2 separate regions of the Mus musculus genome follow, and region 1 is linked to region 2. The links are chromatin loops, found by intact Hi-C in ENCODE. Cell type or tissue: left cerebral cortex. All regions are shown on one strand. Each heading gives the region's core, and the rest is flanking DNA. Links, peaks and the distances in the headings are about the cores only.

The links. A loop is a pair of places that touch in the nucleus more often than their neighbours do. Peaks named below come from ENCODE experiments on the same cell type or tissue, not always from the same donor. Only the 100,000 strongest peaks of a DNase experiment are listed, where the experiment ranks them.
Region 1: a loop joins it to region 2, with 6 times the contacts of the local background. A loop is called at or near these places in 6 of 42 quality-filtered maps.

What each region holds. Positions count from the first base shown.
Region 1 is chr8:112,064,838-112,074,257 of GRCm38, forward strand. No RefSeq gene overlaps it. Among named protein-coding and RNA genes, the nearest start is that of Gm22827, 7.0 kb to the left of the region's middle. In left cerebral cortex, for the core only: no CTCF peak of the experiment used is centred there; DNase peaks (open chromatin) are centred at 2,260, 2,872, 5,618, 6,760 and 1 more place.
Region 2 is chr8:112,563,709-112,573,128 of GRCm38, forward strand. It overlaps Cntnap4 (contactin associated protein-like 4), which reads left to right and starts at 6,335. Exons shown (of 24, transcript NM_130457.2): 1 at 6,335-6,517. The coding sequence starts at 6,427. Gm26994 (predicted gene, 26994) reads right to left here and starts at 5,867. Exons shown (of 6, transcript NR_132433.1): 1 at 5,755-5,867; 2 at 4,482-4,583; 3 at 4,177-4,290; 4 at 228-403. In left cerebral cortex, for the core only: a CTCF peak has its summit at 7,948 (motif pointing right); DNase peaks (open chromatin) are centred at 4,964, 5,672, 6,185, 6,938 and 2 more places; H3K4me3 peaks cover 3,111 bases; H3K27ac peaks cover 1,331 bases.

The DNA of each region.
Region 1 (9,420 bases), core at 620-8,619, 500 kb before region 2:
GATCTTGTTGTGGATGGTTGTGAGCCACCATGTGGTTGCTGGGATTTGAACTCTGGACCTTCAGAAGAGCAGTCGGGTGCTCTTACCCACTGAGCCATCTCACCAGCCCCTCTATTATTTTTTAAAATTTTATTTTTGTTGGTGATTTGTCTGTATGTCTATATGAGGGAGTTACAGTCAGTTGTGAACTGCCATGCGGAAGCTGGGAATTAAACCCTGGTCCTTTGGATGAGCAGTCAGTGCTCTTATCTGCTGAGCCATCTCTCCAGCCCCTGGCCTTCTAATTTTTTTTAAAAATTATTTATTTTTACTTATGTGCATGTCTGTGCTTTTGTGAGTTTCTCTGCACCATGTGTGTGTGTGTGTGTGCTCAAGGGTGCTAAAGAGGCATTGGATCCCCTGGCCTGGGGTTACAGGTGGTTGTTATTAGCACCTGATGTGGATGCCAGGAACCCAGTCTGGTTCCTCTGCAGGAACAGTAAATGCTCCAATGTGCTGAGCCATCTCTCTGGTCCTGTGGTCATTCTATTTTAATTTTATTTTTTGAGATTTATTTATTTATTATATGTGAGTATACTGTAGCTGTCTTCAGACACACCAGAAGAGGGCGTCCGATCCCATTACGCATGGTTGTGAGCCACCATGTGGTTGCTGGGATTTGAACTCAGGACCTTTGGAAGAGCAGTCAGTGCTCTTAACCGCTGAGCCATCTCTCCGGCCCCTGTTTTAATTATTTTGTGGAACCTCCACATGATCATGCTTATTCACACGCTTACCAACTGAGTTCACAAGTTCCTCCACTTAAAAATGATCACCACGAATATTTAACTTTATCTTTTTGATAATAGCTATTTCAGCATGTGTGAGGTAGTATCTCATTTGTGGTTTCAATGTTATTTCTCTAGATAATTGGTGATGTTGAGCATTTCCCTATATGCTTGTTGAACATTTGTGTGTCTTCTTTTGAGAAACACCTACTTGGGCTAACACCCTTTCTTTTGAGGCAGTGTCTCTCAATAAAGCTCAGGCCAGCCTCAAACTTGAAATCCTCCTGCCTCAATCTTAAAAATTATTATTATTATTATTATTATTATTATTATTATTTTGTGAGTGTCTTAGTTAGGGTTTTACTGCTGTAAACAGACACCATGACCAAGGCAATTCTTATAAAGGACAACATTTAATTGGGCTGGCTTACAGGTTCAGAGGTTCAGTCCATCAACATAAAGGCGGGAGCAGGGCAGCATCCAGACAGGCATGGTGCAGGAGGAGCTGAGTTTTACAACTTCATCTGAAAGCTGCTAGTGGAAGACTGACTTCCAGGCAACGAGGACTAGGGTATTAAAGCCACACCCAGTGACATGTCCACTCCAATAGGCCACCCCTCTTAACAGTGCCTACTCCCTGGCCCAAGCATATACAAACTATCACAATGTGTATGGATGTTTTTGCCTATATGTATGTCTGTGCACCGAGTGTGTGTGTGTGTGTGTGTGTGTGTGTGTGTGTGTGTGTGTGTGTGTATTTGTATGTGTGTAGTTCCCACAAAGGCCAGAAGACGGCATCAGATCCCCAGGGACTAGAGTTACAAATAGTTGTCAGCTGCAATGTGGGTGCCTGGATCAGACCTTGGAAAGTGGTCTTAAGTCAGTGGTCTTAGCCATAAAGCCACATCCCTACCTCTTTACCTCAGCCTTTCACTACTGTGGGTATGTAGAGTGAGTTCCAGGCCCAGGAGGGATATATACTGAGACACAGTCTGAAAAAGCAAGGCTTATACTAACCATGTGGTTTGAATTGGGCTTTTCATTTGTTATGGTTAATAATATTGCCAACTCAACACAATCTAGACTCACCTAGGAGACAGACAAACTTGTGGGCAGGACAGTAACGGTTTTTAGATACTAACTGTGGGCTGCACAGTTCTATGACCTAGAATCTAGAGCCCCTCTATGGGCTGGGGTCCTGGACTGCTCTAGGGGTGGGGTCCTGGGCTGCTTTGTGGGAAGAGAGTTCTGGGCTGTCTAAAAAAGCAGAATGTGTTCTGAGATGCAGTATTCCAGTTTCTCCGCATCCCTGTCTCTCTGCATCCCAGTTTCTCTGCATCCCTGTCTCTCTGCATCCCAATTTCTCTGCATCTCTGCCTCTCTGCTCCCTGGTGTGGGATTAGTGCCACCCGCTGGCTCATGTTCCCACTGCCACGAGTTCTTTTCCTTGATAAATTGCACCCTCAAAATAAAAGCTCAAACAAACCCTCCTATCCTTAAGTTGCTTTTGTTAGATGTTTTGCAGCTACAACAAGAGGAGGAACTAAGGCAGTGTGTAAGGGTGATTGCTTGTCCTCCATTTTGCTAAACCTCACTTCTTTACCTCTCTCTCATTCCGCTGTTGAGTATATTGGTTGCAATTGTGTGTGGTGGTGCACACTTGTAAACTCAGTTATCTGGGAAGTGGAGGCAGGAGAGTGAGGAATTCAAGGCCATCCTTGGCCTACACAGTGAGTCTGAGGCTAGGGTAGGCTATAAGAGCCTTCTCTAAAGAAGAAGAACCTTGATTGAATAATAAAAAAAATTGTATGCACACATTTATGTATTTGTGTCAATGGTTGAATTGAAATTCCAAATTTGGATGTAAACATAACTTACATTTCGATAAACACCCGCCTAAGTGGTCTGATACGTTTTATAAATAGAGAATCCCGGCTCACTTGCATACTCTTCTGGGATATTCTTAAACCAGACGGCAACTGCTTCTAAGAATGAGTCATTTTGGTTCAGTGGTGTCCAGCATCGAAATGTCTGAGGGCCAGGAAGCATCTGCAACAGCGTTTACCTCTTCAGGTACATGTTACAAAAGAATCGTCCCAAGGATTGTTCGTATTTATATCCTTGATGTTTCTATTTTAACAAAGGATGTCCTTTGACGGGAACAGCCTCTCACCGATCTCAAAGCCAGCTTCATGTTGCCGCTCCGCACTCTCTGGTGATCTGGCTATGTGTGGTTTCTGATCTCTGAGCTGCCGATGTGCTCTGTGAGAGGTGACATCTTAAACTTCAGGAAGGCTTTCTTCTCTGTGGGTAGGAAGACTGGAGTGACGCGATTATCCATCCAGAGTGCGTTTCCTCTCAATTCTGTACTCAAAATATTTCTTTTCTTGAAGAAGAAATTAAAAAAAAAAAAAGAGCACCCCTGTTATCGGAGAAGGAATGGAATAAAAGGACAATCCTGTTTATCTCTTCCAATTTCTTTTCAGAAAGTGTAGCAAAGCAGGGGTTTCTAGGCATTTCTATATATATTTTTAAATGAGGGCCCATGAGCATGCATTATTTTTCCAAGTGAAGATATTATAGCAAGCAGACACTCTCCCACAAACTCTCCCCAGAAGTAACAGAATCAACATTAAAAAAAAATTCAAAAACCACAATTATCATTTTTATCTCTTACTGGCTGTGTGATCTCGGCCAACCTGTTTAAATTCTTTTCTCTTTGAGACAAGGTAGCATGGAGCCCAGGCTAGCCTGGACTTGAGGGGTAGCTGAGGATGCCTGCTTCCACTTCCCAAGCGTTGGGATTTCAGGCATGCACCACCATGCTCGACCTTAGTTGGTGTTGGGGATCGAACCTAGGGCCTTGTGCGTGCTAGGGAAGTGCTCCACCAACTCAGCTACATCGCCAGACCCACATTACCTAATTTCTCTGTCTAAATATAAGCTAGAATAGAGCAAGCATGACTATTGAGTTACATACACATACATTACATGGTGAATGGTCATGAGATACTAGTATATCCCTTTCTTCTTTTATTCGTCTCTCGTACTTTACATCTTGACCACAGTTTCCACTCCCTACACTCTTCCCAGTCTTCCCCAGATCTTTGTTTTTTTGTCTTTGTTTTTAGATTTATTTATTTATTTATTTATTTATTTATTTATTTAATGTATATGAGTACATTGTTGCTGTCTGCTGACACACCAGAAGAGGGCATCAGACCCTGCTATAGATGGTTGTGAGCCACCATGTGCTTTATGGGAATTGAACTCAGGACCTCTGGAAGAGCAGTCAGTGCTCTTAACCACTGAGCCATCTCTCCAGCCCCGTTGTTATTGTTTTGAGACAGGGTTTCTCTGTGCTGTTTTTGAACTCCTGTTGTAGACCAGGCTGGCCCTGTAATCAGAGATCTTCCTGCCTCTGCTTCCCCAATGCGGGAATTAAACTCCTGTGCCACCATGGCTGGCTCTTATTTGTATCAGAATAGCCCTCATAGACTCATATATTTGCATGCCTGGTCCTTTAGTTGGTAGAACTATTTTGGGAAGAAGTAGGAAGTGTGGCCTTAAGTGTGGCCTTAAGTCAGGCGTGGTGATACATGCCTTTAATCCCAGCACTTGGGAGGCAGAGGCAGGTGGATTTCTGAGTTCGAGGCCAGCCTGGTCTACAGAGTGAGTTCTAGGACAGCCAGAGCTACACAGAGAAACCCTGTCTCGACAAAACCAAAAAAAAAAAAAAAAAAAAAAAAAACCAAAAAAACCAAAAAAACCCAAACAAACAAAAAAAAGGAAGTGTGGCCTTGTTGGAGTAGGTGTGGCTTTGTTGGAGAAAGTTGGTCACGGGGGAAGGGGTGGGCTTTGAGGCTTCGAAAGCCCATACAAAGCAGGCCCAGTCTTTGTTTCTACCTCTGCCTTTCAGAGAATATGTATATAAGCTCTCAGCTACTGCTTCGGCACTATGCCTGCCTACCTCCATGCTTCCAATTCTCCTCATGGACTAACCCTCTGGAACTGTAAGTAAGCCCCAAATTAAATGCTTTCTCTTATAAGTTGACTTGGTCATGGTGTCTCCTCATAGCAATACATTGATTACAAAGACTATGTGTTTGCCAGGGTCCATTGTGTGGTGGGTCAGTTGATAACTTTTTTTTTTTTTGAGACAGTGTTTCTCTGTGTAGCCCTGATTATCCTGAAACTTGCTCCGTAGATACAGAGATCTGTCTGGGTCTACTCCCCAAGTGCTTGGTTGAAAGGTATGTGCCACCACTGCCCAGCTCAGATGACAACTTTTAAGAATTGTTTTTTTTTTTTCAACCTTGGGGTTTCCAAGAGTCAAACTCATATCTTCAGACTTGGCAGCAAACATCTTGGCCTGCTAAACCATTTTGATAGTCTCACAGTATCATTTTAAAGTGAATTTATTTTAGTGAAAGTTCACTTATCATCCATAGGATATAAATTTAGTTTGGATTCTTCCCAAAGCAGACCCCCAGACAGGAACTTGGCAAGCCATGGGGACAATGAAGGGAAAGTAGAGGAACCATTTGGACAAGGGAGGGGACAAGGCTGTAAAGTCAAGGTCTTCAGGCCAGCTGCCACGAGAGACACCTGGAACAACATCCTAGAAGGGGTCTCTGAGAAGCAGGACAAAGCACACACCTCCGATCTGATTACGAGATGGCACACACACCTGAGGTGTGGGGCAGTCACTCCCAGGAAAAGCAGGCTAATTGTTCCGAACAAGTTCCCACGCTTTGGATTTCTCTCTTGATGTCATGCAGTTTGCTCCCCTGCCGACTCTATTCCTAGGATATGGGTAATTATATTCGGAAGCATGACTTGACTGAGCCTCTTTCTTGGCAAGAGTGCTTCATAAGCGGTGTTGGGCATTTTCATCATGACTACAAGACGTCTGCCTCTTTTGGAATGTTAGGAACCATTTATAGCTGTTGCCCACCTTCCCTGGGACTTGGCATATGTTCCCTCTCCCATGAAAAGAAATTTTTCTTTATCAAATATTTGGTCACCTTGTAGTATAGCTGTTGTGTAGAAAGCAGGTCGAATATTTGACTCCTCTGCTTATCTCCCTGCTTCCATAAAAACACGTGGATTCCCTTGCCACTTCACTGGCTGCTAACGAAGGCTTTTATTTTTCTATTTCAGTCACATTTAAAAAATTTAAAAATATGTTTGATGAGAGTACATTCTTTGAAGTTATTATTCTTATCAATGCTTTGGTCAGTTGGAGCCTCTTCAAGTTGTCCCTTTTGGTAGTATCCTGGGAGCCTTAAGAGAAGGAGGGGAACCCATGGTCGGGTATAAAACAAACAAACAAAACCAACAAATAAATAAATTTTAAAAAAGAAAAAGCGATCTGTCTGCTTCAGGTGTGGTAGCATATCATCTAGTTTTTAATGTATCCCATACCCCAGATCTTACAATTAGTCATTTTTTTTCGAAAGTGTTTTACTTTTTTTTTTTAAGTTTTTTTTTTTTTAAATTTTATTTATTACATGTAAGTACAGTGTAGCTGTCTTCAGACATCCCAGAAGAGGGTATCAGACCTCATTATGGATGGTTGTGAACCATCATGTGGTTGCTGGGATTTGAACTTACGACCTTCTGAAGGGCAGTCGTTCTTATGAGTCGTTCTTCTGAGCCATTTCTCCAGCCCCTTGTTTTACTTTTTAAATGAAAGCATCACTGTATATGCTAGGCATAGGACTTGTAATCCTAACACATGGGAGGGGAGGCTGTGGGGGGAGGCATCCTAAGCTCAAGACCATAGTTTGGTTCACAGCAAATGCAAGTTTGAGGCCAGCCTGAGCTTCGCCAGACCCTGTCTCAAAAAGCAAAACAAAAATAGAAGTTTTCTCCGTTTAGAGAGAGAACAAAATGTATGTGCTTGGAGCATCGTGTACTGCTGCTCGTGTCTTTGTCTCTAGGCTTACTTTCCCTGGGTAGCTCCCTCACGTTTCCTTCTTCCTTCCTTTCCATTTATTTGTGTGTGGTGTCTGCATGTGCTTGCCGGTGTAGGCAGGTGTGAAGGTCGGAGGTCGGAGGTCCGGAAGTCCGTGCTGGGTTTATTCCTCTACTGCCCGCTATTGTTCTCTTCTTGAACTTTTTGAGAGAGGCTCCCTCGTGGAACCTGGCTCATTTGAGCTAGCGTAGCTGGCCAGTGAGATCTCTGGTTCCCCCTGTTTCTGCTTTCCGGTGCTGGGGTCACGGACCTGGATGGTGATGCCTTGATTTTTACCGTAGGTGCAGGGGATGTGAACTCGGGTCCTCATGATTTTGCAGGAATGCCCACTGAACCTTCTAGCTAGCCCCTCTTTCCTTTTTATCTTTCTTTTGCTATGGGATCTTGCTGTATAGCTTGTGCTTGCCTTGCTGGCTTTGAACTCATGCCAATCCTCCTGCATCAGCCTTCTTAAAAATACATGTATTTTCATTTACGGGTATGTCTGTGTGAATGCATGCCACATGTGCGCGGATGGCCTTAGAGGCCAGAAGACAGTGTGAGAAACCCTGGAGCTAGAGTTGCAAGTGGTTGTGAGCCACCTGACCTGGTTTTGGGAGAGCAGTAAGTGCTGAGCAATCTCTGTTTTGACAACAACCCTAACCCAGTTTCTTTGAACGTCCTTACGCAGGGCATGCAGGACGAGCATGCGCACTGTCATCGGTGGTAGTGATTTATCTCCATTCAGCAGTAGATTAATAAGACTGTAATAAAGGAAGTTGTTTTGGATCCCTTTAGACCAAAGAAAGCGTGGGAACAAACGGCTTGGCAAAAGCAAGAAATCCAATTTGGATAGAAGTCTGGTTAGAGGGAGGGACACAGTCGGTGCTAAGTCTAGGGAGAAAAAAACGTGTGAAGCCTGGGCGGAAGTGCCCGGTGCTGCCAAGTCCCTGAGCACCGAGCAGAGCATTTCGCCTTAAATGAAAGACCACAGATCTGCTCGTGAATCACAAAGATGAAGGCCAGTGGAGTCAGGCAAACCTGGGCTCAAATCGCGGCATCGCCATTTACTGGATATCAGCCTAACTTTATGTAGGTTAAAATACAGGCCATCCACGGTCACTTTCCATCTTTTCTCTTTTCTTTCATGGTCTCAGTAGTAAACCTTATGATTAATACCTTATGTCCACTAGGCAAACACTGCCACTGAGCTATATCTCCAGCCCTCTTCATTGGAATGTGTGTGTGTAAGTGTGTGTGTATGTATATGTGTGGGAGACTGAAAGGGTGGAGGCTGAGATGGAGTCTCACATAATTCAGCTTTGAACTCACTGTGTAGCCAGTGTGTGCGCGTGTGTGTGTGTGTTGTGTGTGTGTGTATGTGGGTATGTGTGTATTCAGATTTGAACTATGTAGCTAAATTACCTTAGACTTCGGGGTGACCCCACTACACCTTCTCAAGTACTGTTATCACAGGGGCGCGCCACCACACTCAATTTTAGCCCCCGCTTTTTGTTTTTGCTTAAAATATTTTAACCAATTAATTGTGTATGTGAACGTATAGGCCAAAGGTCAACCTTGTACCATTCCTCAGAATCTCTCCACATTGCTCCTTGAGACAGCATCTCCCAGGGGGAGTAGGGGCTTGCCAAGAAGGTTAGCTAGCTAACCAGCCCCACGGATTAACCTGTCTCTGAATTGCCACCATGCATAGCTTTTTGTGTGGATGGTGGGACCAAAGTCAGGTCCTTGTGCTTGTGGGTAAGCTCTTTAGGACTGTGGGCAAGCGCTTTAGGACTGTGAGCCCTCACCCCAGCCTGAGAAGAATCCATTATTCCGTCTGTAGATGGACACAAGGGAAGTTCACTTTGGAGCCGTTCTTTTTTGTGGTGTTCTTTTCCTGCTCTTTTCTGTTTCCATCACAATAATTGATTATATATGTGTGTGTGTGTACTTTTTTTTTTTTTTTTTGAGATGGTTTCTCTGTGTAGCCCTGGCTGTCCTGGAACTCACTCTGTAGACCAGGCTGGCCTCGAACTCAGAAATCTGCCTGCCTCTGCCTCCCAAGTGCTGGGATTAAATGCATGCACCACCACTGCCTGGCATTTATTTATATTTGTATGTATGTATGTATGTATGTATGTATGTATATATGTATGCGGTGGTACTGGGGGTCAAACCCAGGGCTTCACACATGCTAGGCTAGTAGAGTCTACTACTCCATCCTAGATTTGACCTTGACAGAATCCTGGGAAGGGTGGTTACTTCTTTTTTCCTGAGGTAAGATGCCACCATTTCCATGTTGACCATGTTGACACTCATAGACGAGGGGGCCAGAGAATGTCTCCACGTTTTATTTTGTTTCTTTTTCTTTCTTTCTTTTTCTGTTTTATTGAAAATAAACTCCCCCTCTCCACACATAATATAACCTGAATACAGTACCCCTCTACTTCTCTCAGGCCCTCCCCTCCCCCTCTCCCTTTCCACCTCCTTTCTGTCTCTCATTAGAAAACAAACAAGTGGGCTGGTGAGATGGCTCAGCAGGTAAGAGCACTGACTGCTCTTCCAAAGGTCATGAGTTCAAATCCCAGCAACCATATGGTGGCTCACAACCATCTGTAACGAGATCTGACGCCCTCTTCTGGAGTGTCTGAAGTCAGCTACAGTGTACTTACATATAATAAATAAAAAAAA
Region 2 (9,420 bases), core at 384-8,383:
AAATTCTAAAAACCAGGTAAGAGGCTCCCGCAGCCTGGGAAAGAGTGAAGCCCTCTGAATGGAAACGAATCTCACTCATCAGAGCCCTTCTCTGAGTGCAGTGCAGTGCGATCAGGAGGAAATTCTTACCTCCCAATCACTCTCTGGGGGAAGTTTCTGTCTTTTCTGAATCTAAACCCCAAGAAGAACCAGGTGAGAGGCAATGAGAAGGGAGCTGATCCACTTACCATAATATCAGAGTCTGTCTATTACACTGCAGCGTGTCTACGGGAGGACTGCCGATGTAGGAGCTGGCAAACTCCTCTAATGAGATGACACACACAAACCCCCAAAGGAAGAACTCTCATGAAAGGCTTGAGCTGCTCCCAGTCTGTAGCGCTGATGACTGACTAGCGAAACGTTTCTGTATGAAACAAAATCATGCGACTGTAGACGTGGCTGACTTTTAAATACCCATGTCCCCAACAGAAGACAGCGAGACATAACAGGAAAACACACTCCCATCAAAACAACAGAACCAAACTCCAGAAACTAACATTAAAACAAAACAAAACAAAAACAAACAAAAACCCCAATACCATGCAAAACACAGGAATTGCTACACAAATGATTTAAAATAATCTTCACAAGGCTGTTCAGTGAATTCAGAGAGTCAGGAGAGAAAAATCAAACAGGGAAAACAGTGGGAGGTGACTGATGGTGGGAACGAGAGACGAGCTGCGGAGAAGAGACCCGGAAGTAGAAGATCCAGAGCTGTAGGGCCGGGGTGACTGACAGAGGAGGACAGAATGAACACACTTGAAGGCAGGGCACCCCAAACACTCATGCTAGAAAGCTGTAAGAAAAAACCAAAGGGTACAGAAAAGTCAAGGCAGAGAAAACAGATCACAGGGCTTCGGAATGAAAAGGGAGAAAGAGAATATCGGATAAAATAATGGGCCCCAGGTCTCCTAAATCTGAGGTGAAAAGTATACATGCAAAGTCAGGAACCTCAACTAGTGTTATCCAAGAACAATGAGCCAAACCAGTGGCATAATAAGACTGTTAACAAGTCATGGACAAGGACAGTGACTAGAATAAAGAGGAAGCCGCTATTCATAGACAAGGGAGCATACATTAGGAGATCAGAATACTTATCAGCAGTGTAGAAGTTCCTTAAACAAATAGAGAGGCTGGAGATGGCCGAGTTGATAAAGTGCCTGCTGTCCAGGCATGAAGACCTGAGTCTGGATCAATAGCACTTATGTCAAGAACCAGACACAGTGGGGCATGCCTGTAATCTTAGCATTGGGAAGGTGGGGACAGGGAAATATTGGAGTTTGATAGATAGCTCTGTCAAGTCAGTGAGCTCTAGGTTCCGTAAGGTACCTTACCTCAAAAAAAGAAAGGTGGAAAGCAATTGAGGAAGACACATAACCTCAACATCAGGCCTCCACAAACACTAAAACACCTGCACATACACACAGGCACACACACACACACACACAGACACACAGACACACACACATATACACACACACACTCCTACATACACAGAGAGACATAAAGACACACCTACACACACTCACAAACCTACACACACAAAGAGACATACAGACACCAAGAGAGACATACAGACACATACAACTGCACACACACACACACACACACACACACACACACACATGCACACACAAAAATCAAAAGCAGAATTTACATGCCATCCATCAATTATACTTCTGGTTATATATTTCAAAGGATGTCGAAGAGATACTTGCAAGTATTCTTTCATTTCAGCATTATTCACAATAGCCAAAACATAGAAGCATTGTAACGCGCATTGCCCCATAAAGGAAGAAAGAAAATGTGGCTTATATGCACAATGGAATATCATGTTTTTTTTTTTAAAGGACATTTGTCACTTGGTACAATGTGATGAACTCTGAGACATTATGAAGGGCACATCCTGTGATTCTGTATATTTGAACTATCTCTGTAACTCAACATAGAACAGAAAGATGATTACTAAGGGCTAGCGAGTGGAGGGATTGGTATTTGATGACTACAGAAGTTTGGCTCTGCAAGATGAACACACTCTTGAGAGACCTGTTGGATGACGATGTGAGTGTAGGTGATATTAAACACAACTGAACCATTGGGATGGTTGACATCTGGACTAGCAGATGTCAAAGACCCATGAAATGCATCTCTGCATGTCTATGGAGCTCCTTCCTAAAAGAACTAATGTGTGGGGCTATGACTGGGAGAAAAAGGCTTGCCCTGAGTGTGGGAGGCAATACCTAGTGGACTGGTGCTCTGAGTGATGGGGTGTTGTTGGAGAAGTGGGTGCGTGTCTACCAGCAGGACTCAGTCCACTCTGACTGAGTGATGCTTCTTTTGTTCACTGGCCATCAGACTCCAGCTGCTGTAGCCTTTCTGTGTGACTTAATACAAGCAGCTCTCCAGGCCCCCAGAGCTGGGCCCAAGGTGTCCAGCTTTATGGACTGGGCAGCTACCACATTCTCTGTCTTTCCATAGGACACCGTTGTGGACCTTCCCAGCCCCTCAAGGAAAGCACACCAATGATTTCATATATATATATGTGTGTGTGTGTGTGTGTGTGTGTGTGTGTGTGTGTGTGTGTGTGTGTTTTCCTTTTGCTTTTGCCAATAAGGAAACCAAAAACTAATGCCATCAAGATATTTCATCAAAATGGTAGTGGGAGATACATTCACATTTAGGTTTCTCTATTTCCCATGTATAAGCTCTCTCCTTCCGTGGTCAATAGACAGTAAAGGGCTTTACAGGGACTCGAAATGACAGTGCTTTCCAATCTGCACAAGCTTTCAAGAAATTGGTCTATCAGTGTGAAAGGTCTCTCTTGAATAGCACCTAAGATATTTCACACTGAGAACTGAACCTAGGGCCTCCTGCTTGCTAGGCACTGAGCTACATACCCAGATTTTATTTTTAGTGTATATTTTATTTTCTGAAAGAACATTTTATACTTATTTATTTACTCTGTCTCTGTCTCTGTCTGTCTCTGTCTCTGTCTCTCTGTCTCTGTCTCTGTGTGTGTGTGTGTTATATGAATATGTGTGCAAAAGCCACAGCACATGTTTACAGGTCAGACGACAATTGGACAACTTGTGAAGTTAATTCCCTCCTTCTACCATTTGGGATCTGAGGACTGAATTTAAGTCACCAGGCTTGGAAGAGGCAAATGCTCTTACTCACTAGCCATCTTGCTATTCATTTTTTTAAAGATTTATTTATTTTTGTTTTACGTATATGCACATTTTGCTTGCATAGATGTATATGCACCAATTGCGTGCAGAATCCACAGATACCATTATAAGAGGGCATCAGCTTTCCTAGAACTGGGCTTAGGCATGGTTGTGAGCTTCCAAGTGTGTGCTGGAAACTGAACTCAGGTCTTTTTCAAGAGCAGGAAGTACTCTTAACCACTGAGCCATTACTCCAGCCTCTCCACCTTTTATTTTTGAGATAAGGTCTTACTGAGTCAGCCAGACTGGCTTTAAACTTGTTTTATTGCCTGGGGGAGACCTTGAATTTGAAGTCCTCCTACTTTAGCCTCTGGAATGATTGGGGTCTGGGCCTGTGCTGTCAGGCTCAGGTTGACTTAAGTTTTCAATTATATATGTGTGTATATATATAATATGTGTGTGTGTGTATTCCTATTTTCATCCAATACTAATCTTTAAATTTCCTCATTTGTTTTCTGCAAACCATGATAAGCTTAATAGGATGATAATACTTCCTTCTGGAAAGCCAAGGCAACAATTTTATAGGCCTATAGACCAGAATGTCAAGTCCATATCCCTTCCTTCCTTCCTTCCTTCCTTCCTTCCTTCCTCCCTCCCTCCCTCCCTCCCTCCCTCCCTCCCTCCCTCCCTCCCTCCCTTCCTTCCTTCCTTCCTTCCTTCCTTCCTTCCTTCCTTTCCTCCTTGTTGAGACAGTCTTAAATAGCCTAGAATCACTTCAAAGTTGCTATGTGGCTGAGGGTGATCTTGACTTTCTCATCCTTCTATCTCAATCTCCCAACTGCTGGGATTACAGGCATGTACCACCATACATAGTTTATATAGTGTGGGTGGTCAAACCTAGGACTCTGTGCCTTCTAGGTAAGTACTTTATCAACTGTACTACATTCCCCAATGTTTCCTTTGTACTCACGTTTTTCCATCTTTCTTTTTTTTAGTACCCTGGACAGCTCAGTCTCACTGAGGGCTCAGTCTCACTGAGGGCTAGAAGGTCCAGTCTCTCCCTTCTGTAGGCACAGCACATTTCCTTCAAAATATTGATTTGAGAATTTAATTAGATAATAGGTGGCAGATAGCTTGTGTGCAATGAAATCACTGCCCCCCAATACTTACTAATATAGATCGTTAATGCATAGCTGTTTTTCCTTGATATTTTATGACCAGAAAGCAAAAGCCAGGCATTTAGGTGTAGGAGCACAGCAAACATCTAGACCTTACCTTTCTTTTCACTGATGCTGGTTTGAAGGACTGGGTTTTTTTTTTGTTGTTGTTGCAGGAGTTAGTCTGGGTACTGTGAACCCTGATATGGGGGCAGCAAGGCTGAGGATGAAATTGGTAGAATCAGAGCCCCCCTAGCCCCCCAAAAAACAAAACAAAACAAACAAAACAAAAACAAAACTCAGTCTAGCTTCCTCTTTCCTTCCTAACTCAATGATCCTGCACATCATTCTCTTCTCTGTTCTTGGTTTTCCACCTGCAAAATAGGAAAAACAAAACTATCCATTTGGCTTTGTTTGAAGTCAAGAGCTAAATAATTATGCTTTGTTTATGGATGGTTCTCTCACCCCACCCCCTTTTTCATAGCCCAGCAAGGCTGCCTCTGGTTCCAAACACCAAGATGTTGCTTGAGAGCTCCTGGATTCCTGCCTTGATGACGCCCAGGAAATCAGCAGGAAGACGTCTTGACATTTATTTTAAAGAGATGATTTACCCTCTCTGACACCATGTGATGTGCCGCTCTGTATGGGGTCTTAACTTTATCATTTGAGTGCTTTAATATTCTACACAAGCAATAGTGCCCAGGGAGTGGCCACTGGAAGAATATTCTCTGTAGTTGTTGATTTTCTGAGTGTGTGTTGCACCCATTTGTATGTCTGTGAGTATGTATAAGTGTGTGCATATGTGTGTGAGTGTATGCATGTGTGTGCACATGTATATGTGCATGCATGTGTGCCTGTGAGTGTGTATAAGTGAGTATGTATTCCTGTCAGTGTGTGAATGTGTGCGCGTGAGTGTGTACCTGTGTGTGCACTCACGTGTGTGTGCACGCACACACATATGGGAGGGGGTTCCCTTTTTCAGTATTCCATAATTTTCCATTTTGGGCCCTCTGGGAATTACTATTAAGAAACATGATTATGGAATGCTGCCTATTTCCAGAAGGATGCTTTCATAAAACTCAGTCTACTCAGAGAACTCTTCATGGGTGGATTTGTATTCCTGAAGCACCAACTAAAATAAGAAATGTTAATTTCTCGCAGACTATTATCAGATGATTTTTAAATATCTGCCAAGCAGGAATGTCTGTTCCCATGTGAGGAATTTCCGTAATAAAATCCTGGCACCGGAGCACAAGGCAATAGTTTTATAGAAACAGAGAAAAACAGCACGCGTTTTCCCGGAGGACAGTTTTAGCTACAATTCACCAACGCTTGCTTCGTTATTTCTGTCTTATTTTATGCTTTTGTTTTGAAACATAATGCAGTTTTACCTGGATACACTCCCGGGCAATCAGGAAATAGCTCACTATGTTGGTTGGTACTGCCAAATACAAGACCTGCGGAAAATCAGAAGGCTTCCTTGCCTGGCTGCTTTCCTCACCCCAAAGGGTGGCAGGGCACAAAATGGGTTAAAGCTTATTGGAGAATAGAGGGGAGGGGAGGGAGCCCCGAGGAGGCCAGGAGCAGCGGGCAGCGGGCAGCGCCTCCAGGTCCAGCTTCCATCACCTGCAGCCGCTGCGGAGCTCAGAAAGCTGCTGGCTGCTGCTGTGCTTTTTGGAGGAGGAAGGATGCTGGGGCAAATTTCTAAGACCGGTGCGAGGAGTGGGCGTGGCCTCGGCAGCAGTGTGTAAGCTTGTTAGGACAGAAGCTGGTTGCTTTTCTGTGAGGAACCAGTACTGAGGGCAGGGGAGAAGGAGGGTGGGGAAGAAAGAGAGAGAGAAAGAGAGAGAGGAGAGGGAGAGAGAGAAGGAAGGAGGAGCAAGGGAGGAGGGAGGAGGGAGAGGAGGAGGAGAGAGCGCGCGCGTGAGAGGAGGGAGGGGGAGGAAAGAGATCCAGAGAGCTAGAGATACTGAAGACCCAGTCAGTGCTGGGTGAAGGACTGAGGAGAACCTGTCTCCAGCGCTCTGAGAGCCACTCGAGATATTTTGGGGAGCTCAAAAATTATGAATATGGGATCTGTCGCTGGAGCTGTTCTCAAGATGTTACTTCTGTTGTCTACTCAAAATTGGAACAGAGTGGAAGCTGGGAATTCATGTAAGTACACAGCAAATGATTTAAAACTTGCAGGGGGGCTCCGCGCAAAACTTTGATTCTGTTGTTTTCACGATTAATCTTTTCAACTGGAATCGCTGCGGGGCTAGGAAAAGCACTACAGGGAAATTGTGCAAATATGATCGGGTTCCTCTTGGTCTGGTCAAAATATGCAATATGTTATTTGGATTTTTTTTTTTTTACTAGCAGAATTTCACTCTCTTTGAATATTCATTGAGAAGACTCAACTTCTAGTAAAACATTAAATTAGCATCTTAATCGGGGGACCAGCCCGGGAACGTCTTCCATTGCGCCTGTCTTGAGGTCATTAAATTTCATTGGGATTATTTGTCTACCAGGAAAACAACCCGCAGACTTGATATTCTGCTGCATTAGCTGAGATTTCTGAAGTTTGCGATTTAGCAGTGGCTGGCTGCATCTCTGAAATGGTGCAGGCTAATAGCTGAGACATACTGCAGACTTCGCGGGCAGGGGCAGGCAGAACTGGTGGAGGCACAGCTCAGCACTGGAGAGCTGTGTCCTCAGGCAGAAGAGCACTCCTGGATGGGTACCCATCCCTACATCTCCCTTAAAGGGAAATGTGCAGGTGACTTCCCCCTCCCCCACCACCCGCTTAAGTAGTGTTCTCTAGTGGTTGAATTTTCAACTTCATGTATTTGTGATTGATTGTCTTAGTGCTGAGTTCATTGATTCGAGGAACATTTGTTATGGTCTCGTTGCTTAATTTAAATATCATCCAAAATACCCTGGCCCAACTCTTTCGTCAGCTTGCCATTGGAAATAGGAAAAGTTTTAAAAGTTTATATTTGGTTTAGATTCTTTAGATAGAAGAATTTCCTCTTTTTATGTATGATAAAAACAGCCAAGCAAACACACAACTTTCTATTTCTTTCTCTGCTTTACAAGAAAGGGTTATAAGTCCTGCTCAGGAATGGATGGGACCTGCCTTACTGACAGCTTTAGGTTTGAGAGACAAGACATTGGTAACTCTCTTTGCCATAGACCCTCTTTTGCCTTAACTGTAGAGTCCTCACGAGGGAAAGGCACAGGGAACTCACTGCCACGAGCTCGTGTCCACCCACTGATGATTTTTCAGGAGCTCATTTAATGTCAGAATTTACCTGCCACTCTGCAAAGGCAAAGGAGAGAACTTCACTCCTAGGCTGGACTGTGCTTCCCATTCAATTTCAAATCGAATGTGTGGGAATCCCATTAAATCAGTAAAATATGTATAGTTTCACCTAGCCAAAATCTTAGAGGGTCCTGTGGGTGATGGCCTTGACAAGCGCTGTAGCAAATAAACAAACAAGGATGATACACAGCAGACCTGAACCCACCTACCCGCTCAGTTGAAGTTCTGTGGCAAAGGTGTAATTCCTTCTGCAGCTGCAGGGGTTCATCAGAGAGGGAGCACTAGAGGTCACTGTTGCGATGCGAAGCACACAAGCTCTTCCCTTGAGTTGGGCAGAGCTTCATGCTGGCCTAACCCAGTTTGTCTTCCCTATGCCTTGCCTGCACATCTTTTTGCAGTTTATTAATATGAATAATTGGGCTGTGAGCTGCGGATGTTTGTTTGCTCGCTTGCAATGTGGTACAGAGTGTCACCGGAAGATCCATATTAAAAGGCTTCCCTTCCTCGTTCATCTCAGCCAGGGAAAAAGTGAGCAGCTGAGATTTGAGGAGAAGCCAGTGCTCATGTCTGCTTAGCTCTGCCTGGGCCTCCCACGGGTGCCGTTTCAACCTTGGATCTGTATCCATCGGGGTTCGATTTCTCTATGAAGTCATTGGATAAATGTGGAGAGCCTAGAACTGAAGTGAACAAGAACACTTAAACATTAAACTTGGAATTCTTAGTTAGCAGACCTATTTAAGAGTTAACTTTTCTTCAAGTGTCCAAATTTATAATTCAATGGCTTCCGAAAATTAAGGTGACTTTTAGTTAATTTCTTATTGGCATTTTGACAATGTGACATGCAAACGTAGAACAAAAGATTTCATTTCCTAATTTTTACATTATTCCTCACTCTTTACATTTTGGAGGAGTCAAGGTTCACTTGTTGCTGGGTTGGGATAGAAAAATGTATGCTACCATGGTATCAGTTTTGGAAGACGGAGCAATGTATTATGAGTTTATGAACAGGGGTGCGCGTTAACCAAAGGGCAGGCAACTGGAATCAGCACAAGCATTTCAAAGTTGCCTTATGAGACTTCCCCAAACTCTCCTGAACCAGATTGTTTATTAATAAGAAGTGAATCAATCTCAAATCCCACAAGTAAAGTCGGGGGAACTGCATATAAGCAAAAGAAAATTAAAGACCTGCCTCTCAGGTGAATGTAAACACCTTTCTTCTTTATTTACAAGTGACTCACAAGGAGAAAAATCTGTCATCCACTGAGTTGGCCTTTGGGTAACAATAAGAACATTTGCCTAGGGGACTCTGTAAACCTGGGATTAGGTGAACTCTAATTTGAATATTAATTGATCTACTTAATCATCTGAGAAATTTGCATTAGAAAGATTCCATGCAAATACAGCCACCCTCTCTCCTCCCCACTCTTACATATGCATGGGGGTGCATGCACACACGTGCATGCACACACACACACACTTATGTGTAAGTACACATTACTAATTCATGTGCCAGTAACACTCTATGACTCTAGTTAGTACCTATATATTTAAAAAGAAATATATTGAGTGGGTTATATTCTTTGTTTCTGGTGTTCCATATGACATTTCAAAGTTGGAAACCAGCCCTAAGATTTTAGCCTATGTCCAGGTCGAGATAAGTTTGTTATTACATTGAGTCATCCTTCTGTGCAAACACAGTGGCAGGCATCCTTGCTCATGGGCTTGCTGTTTGAGAGGCTGTGCTCCTGCATCT